Regions from separate parts of the Homo sapiens genome. Here region 1 is linked to region 2. A link is an interaction called in ENCODE POLR2A ChIA-PET data of the cell type or tissue named here. Cell type or tissue: OCI-LY7. All regions are shown on one strand. Each heading gives the region's core, and the rest is flanking DNA. Links, peaks and the distances in the headings are about the cores only.

Region 1 (2,908 bases), core at 166-2,665, 130 kb after region 2:
CCAGTGGATCTGAGGACCCACCTGGATCCGAGGTCGGCCCCTGTCCCCGGTGCTGAAATGCGGGCGCCCGCGGGGTTCACGGCCAGGACTCAGCCCTGGAGTCCCTGAGACCGCTAGCCCCGTAGCAATCCCCTATGTAGGATTTGTTTCAAGGGCTCAGACCGGCACAGAGCCCCCCAGCTCTTCCTTGCCTCAGATTCTGTCCTTGGGTGATCAAATCCTGCTTTCTGTCTCCTAAAATTGTCTCTAGCGCTTTCTCTGGGACCACTCTAGTGCCTCTGAGCAGGCATCACAGGCTGGCCCATCGGATCATTATTTGTACTTTGGTCTTATGCTTTATCCCCTCCAAACCAACGGGCTCCCACTCTCAGCTGGGCTGCAGAATTTCCCATCCCCCTGCCTCTAACATTCCTAGGGGACTCTGTTCCTTTCCTCCCTCCTATCCCTTGCTTTCAAGTTAGTTAAAGCTAGACAATGAGGTCGGTGCAATGCGTCTGCATCTGGCAGGGGCAGCCACCTTCCTTGGAAATGGGGAGAGATGGTGCAAGAGAGAAGAGAGCCGGGAGAATAGGGGTGGGGCCCCAGGGCTGAGGCATGCCCTCCTGAGCTACTGCAAACTGCAGCCCCCAAGGGCCCAGGTGACATCATGTAATGGGCCTTAGCAAGACCCCCTTCCACTTCTGGGCCCTTATCTTCCCCTCTCAGCTCCTGACCCCTCCCCAGTCAGATGCCCTTGTTTGTAAGCTCTGCATCTCTCCCCTTCCCTCTCTCTCTTTCCCTCTCTTTTCAATATCATTGTTCTTTTATTCTTCTGATTATAAAAATTACTGTTGGCCAGGCCCTGTGGCTCACGCCTGTAATTCCAGCACTTTGGGAGGCTGAGGTGGGTGGATCACGGGGTCAGGAGATCAAGACCATCCTGGCTAACACGGTGAAACCCTGTCTCTACTAAAAATACAAAAAAATGAGCCGGGCATGGTGGCTGGTGCCTGTAATCCTAGCTACTCAGGAGACTGAGGCAGGAGAATCGCTTGAACCTGGGAGGTGGAGGTTGCAGTGAGCCGAGATAGTGCCACTGCACTCTAGCCTGGACAACAGAGCAAGACTCTGTCTCAAAAAAAAAAAAATTTCACCGGGCGTGGTGGCGAATGCCTGTAATCCCAGCTACTCAGGAGGCTGAGGCAGGAGAATCACTTGAACCCAGGAGGTGGAGGTTGAGCTGAGATTGTACTACTGTACTCCATCCTGAGCGACAGAATGAGACTCTGTCTCAAAAAAAAAAAAAAGTGTGTTTCTTTGCACACATTTTTGTACATTTCTGTTTCCTTAGGATGTATTCCCACATGTGAAATTATTGGCTTGACATATATTAACTGTTAAAATACTTTTGTTAGGCTGGGCGCGGTGGCTCACACCTGTAATCCTAGTACTTTGGGAGGCTGAGGTGGGTGGATCACTTGGGGCCAGGAGTTCAAGACCAGTCTGAGCAACATGGTGAAACCCTGTCTCTACTAAAAATACAAAAATTAGCCAGGCATGGTGGCACACACCTGCAGTCTCAGCTACTCAGGAGACGGAGGCACGAGAACTGCTTGAACCTTGGAGGCAGAAGCTGCAGTGAGCCAAGATCGCACCACTGCACTCCCACCTGGGCAACAGAGAGAAACTGTGTCTCAAAAAACACTTTTTTTAGGGCTCTTGATACATATCATCAAGTGACATTTTAGTAAGATTGGGCCAGTTCCTATTTCTACCTGTGGCATCTGCGTTCCTGTTTCACTGTAACATGGCTGCCTCTGAATTTTATATTTTAAAAGTATTTGCTAATGTAATAGATGGGACGTGACATACAGAGTTGCTTGTATTTGGAGTCCTCTGATTACTAGTAAGACCAAACAGGTTTTCACATATTTATTAGACATGTACATTTCTTCTGGAAAATTTTTCTCTCTACTATCAATGATTTTCTATTGCAGTTTAGTATTGATCCCATTAATTTTTCTTTTTTTTTTTTTCTTAGATACAGGGTTTCACCACATTGCCCAGGTTGGTCTTGAACTCCTGGGCTGAAGCCATCTGCCCTCTTCAGACTCCCAAAGGTCTGGGATTACAAGCGTGAGCCACCGCACCCAGCTTTATCTCATTAATTTGTAAGGCTTTTTGATATAGTACAATTGTTAACCCTTTGGTGTATTGCAAGTATGATTCTGGTGGGAGGCTCACCTTTTTGCTTGATTATTTTTGACACACAGAATTTCAAAATGTCAAATATATTTACGGTAACTTTTTAAAGGCTCGGCATGGTGGCTCACACCTGTAATCCCAGCACTTCAGGAGGCCGAGGCTAGCGGATGGCTTGAGCCCAGGGGTTCAAGACCAGCCTGGGCAACATGGAAAAACCCCGTCTCTGCAAAAAATACAAAAAATTAGCCAGTATGGTGGCATGAGTGCCTCTAGTCCCAGCTACTCAGGAGGCTGTGGTGGGAGAATCACCTGAGCCAGCGAAGTTGAGGCTCCAGTGAGCTATGATCACACCACTGCACTCCAGCCTGGGTGACAGAGCGAACTCCATCTCAAAAAAAAAAAAGAGGCTGGGCACAGTGACTCACGCCTATAGCTGTGCTGGAAGGCCGAGGCGGGAGGATCACCTGAGGTCAGGAATTCGACACCAGCCTGGCCAACATGGTGAAACCCCATCTCTACTAAAAACACAAAAATGAGCCGGGCGTGGTGGCTACTCAAGAGGCTGAGGCAGGAGAATCTCTTGAACTCAGGAGATGCAGGTTGCAGTGAGCCGAGATCACACCACTGCACTCCAACCTGGGTGACAGAGTGAGACTCTGCCAAAAAAAAAAAAAAAAAAAGAATGGCCAGGTGCAGTGCTTCACACCTGTAATCTCAGCACTTT
Region 2 (2,908 bases), core at 110-2,609:
ATCCTAGGCAGAGAACAGACAGCAGACACGAGAGAGTCCAGATCCTGCAGGCCCTGCAACTGGCTGGTGAGACGTGGGGTGCTGGGAAAGCGGGGAGATGGAGCCTGGCCACGCAGGGCCTGAGCTCCACACTGGGCAGGGGCGGGGGACCCTGGGCGAATGAATGTTTATTTTGCATCTGCTTTGGCACATTCCCAGAGACAATCTCATTTGAGCCTCACAGTGACCCCCAAGAGGAACTGTGCCCATTTTACGGATGGGGAACTGAGGCACAGATAAGTTAAGTGACTTGTTTGAGGACACACAGCATGAGAGGAGCACGGCCTGCATTTCTGGGCTGATACACTGATGCAGGCCCACACCAGAGGCTGGAGTATTGGAGCTAGACTTCACTTACTCAGAGATGGGGGGTGCCCTGCGACAGGCACCCCACATGTCAGGGGCCCCTCCTGGCTCAGATCCTCCCATCTGCTTACTCTCTCTTTTCTCTCCCTCCTCCCTCTCTCCTTAGTGTTCTTCCTGTGGTGCCAACAGAAGAAACGGGCCAGACAGGAGAGGGAGACTCTGCGGAAGGCCACCAGGGCCACACAGAGGACAGGGAGCTTCCCCCAGGCCTGGCACTCTACTGCTGCAGGTGTAGCCTGGGTGGCCCCACTGAGCCCCCAGCACCAGAGAGCTTGGCTGTGCAGGTAGGATGCCCTTCCCTTTTTTTTGAGATGAGGTCTCACTCTGTCACCTAGGCTGAAGTACAGTGGCACCATCTTGCTCACTGCACCCTCCACCTCCCTGGCTCAAGCAATCCTCCCACCTCAGCCTCTCGAGTAGCTGGGACCATAAGCATGTGCCACCACGCACAGCTAATTTTTTTGTATTTTTGATAGAGACAGGGTTCCACCATGTTGCCCAGGCTGGTCTCGAACTCCTGAACTCAAGTGATCTGCCCACCTTGGCCTCCAGAAGTGCTGGGATTACAGGCGTGAGCCAGCATGCCTGGCCCCCACTTCCCTTTAAGTCAGCTCTTGACTCCTAGTATTGAGAGGCAAGGATGCAAATAGGAAATGAAAGCAGCCATCGACTGAGCATGCCTAGAACATGCTAGCCCGCCCCACTGGCTGGGATTTGGATATAAGCAAAGCTTAGTCCCGGCCTCCCACCTCTGCCCATCATCACAGTGGAACCCATGGCTGGTGGGGGAACAGACAGGAAACTAGCAGTCCCAAGGGTGTATGTGAATACCACCTGGCTTAAGTGTTGTGAAGAGAAGGAACACAGATCTATGAGTTTCTTTTTTTGCTCCCTGGTGGTTAACTTTTTATTATGGGGCATTATTATTATTATTATTATTTGAGACGGAGTCTCGCTCTGTCACCCAGGCTAGAGTGCAGTGGCACGATCTCGGCTCACTGCAACCTCCACCTCCTGGGCTCAAGCGATTCTCCTGCCTCACCTCCCAAGTACCTGGGACTACAGGCACATGCCACCACGCCCGGCTAATTTTTTTTGTATTTTTAGCAGAGTCAGGGTTTCACCATATTGGTCAGGCTGGTCCTGACCTCAGGTGATCCACCCACCTCGGCCTCCCAAAGTGCTGGGATTACAGGCATGAGCCACCGCACCCGGCCTGTGGGGCATTTTTCTTACTCAAAAGTAGAGCAGATAGGATAATAAACCCCAGCGCACCAATTACCCAGCTTCAACAAAATCAGCCTCTCTTGAAGCTTGTTTCATGTGTACTCCAAATACATCCCCCGCTCCAAATTATTTTGAGGCAAATCCCATGCATTATACCATTTCATCCATAAATATTTTTATATGCCTCTCTAAAAGATAAGGACTCTTTAGAAACATAACCACTGGCCGGGCGCGGTGGCTCATGCCTGTAATCCCAGCACTTTGGGAGGCCGAGGCAGGTGGATCACTTGAGGTCAGGAGTTTGAGACCAGCCTGGACAACATGGTGAAACCCCATCTCTACTAAAAATACAAAAATTTGTCGAGTATGATGGTGAACACCTGTAATCCCAGCTACTCGGGAAGCTGAGGCATGAGAATTGCTTGAACCCGGGAGGCAGAGGTTGCAGTGAGCCGAGATCGTGCCACTGCACTCCAGCCTAGGCGACAGAGTGAGACTCCATCTCAGAAATAAGTAAATAAATAAATAATAAAAACATAACCACAATACCACTCTCACAACTAAAAAATAATGAAACAACTGTTCCTTAATACTCACGAATATCTGGCCAGTATTCACATTTGCAAGTATATATTGTATTAGAGTTTGCAATGAGGTCCATGTATGGCAGTTGGTTGATAAGTCATTCAAGTCTTTTTATTTTTAATTAAAAAAAAATAGAGACAGGGTCTTACTGTGTCACCCAGGCTGGAGTGCAGTGGTGCAATCATGTCTCACTGTAGCCTCAAATTCCTAGGCTCAAGGGATCCTCTCACCTCTGCCTCCAAGTAGCTGGGACTATAGGTGCATACCACCACACCTGGCTAATTTTTAAATTTTTTGTAGAGATTTAATTTTTTGCCACGTTGCTCAGGCTGGCCTCGAACTCCTGGACTCAAGCAATTCGCCCACCTTGACCTCCCAAAGTGCTGAGATTACAGGTGTGAGCTACCATGCCTGGCGAATTTTAAAAAATTTTGGTAGAGACAGAGTCCCACTGGTGAGCCATGATCGCACCACTGCACTCCAGCCTGGGCTCAAGCAATCCTCCCACCTCGGCTTCCCTGAGTGCTGGGATTACAGGTGTGAGCCACCACGCCCGGCCTGTTAAAATCTTTGTAAACTATAGGCTCCCCTTCATTTTTTTGATTGCACGTTATTTGTTGAAGAAATCAACTTGCTTGCCTGCTAGTTTCCCACTGTCTGCATTTTGCTGACTACATCCCCCTGGTGTAGT

The links. ChIA-PET counts read pairs that join two places held together with the same protein. Peaks named below come from ENCODE experiments on the same cell type or tissue, not always from the same donor. Only the 100,000 strongest peaks of a DNase experiment are listed, where the experiment ranks them.
Region 1: POLR2A ChIA-PET joins it to region 2 with 11 read pairs; 15 of 35 experiments call an interaction of 5 or more read pairs at or near these places.

What each region holds. Positions count from the first base shown.
Region 1 is chr1:11,899,005-11,901,912 of GRCh38, forward strand. No RefSeq gene overlaps it. Among named protein-coding and RNA genes, the nearest start is that of RNU5E-1, 7.7 kb to the right of the region's middle. RefSeq lists an enhancer at 1-385. In OCI-LY7, for the core only: no CTCF peak of the experiment used is centred there; a DNase peak (open chromatin) is centred at 1,657; H3K4me3 peaks cover 264 bases; H3K27ac peaks cover 580 bases.
Region 2 is chr1:11,771,571-11,774,478 of GRCh38, forward strand. It overlaps C1orf167 (chromosome 1 open reading frame 167), which reads left to right. Exons shown (of 21, transcript NM_001010881.2): 7 at 1-66; 8 at 512-689. Among named protein-coding and RNA genes, the nearest start is that of C1orf167-AS1, 6.6 kb to the right of the region's middle. In OCI-LY7, for the core only: no CTCF peak of the experiment used is centred there; a DNase peak (open chromatin) is centred at 1,141; H3K4me3 peaks cover 514 bases; H3K27ac peaks cover 1,427 bases.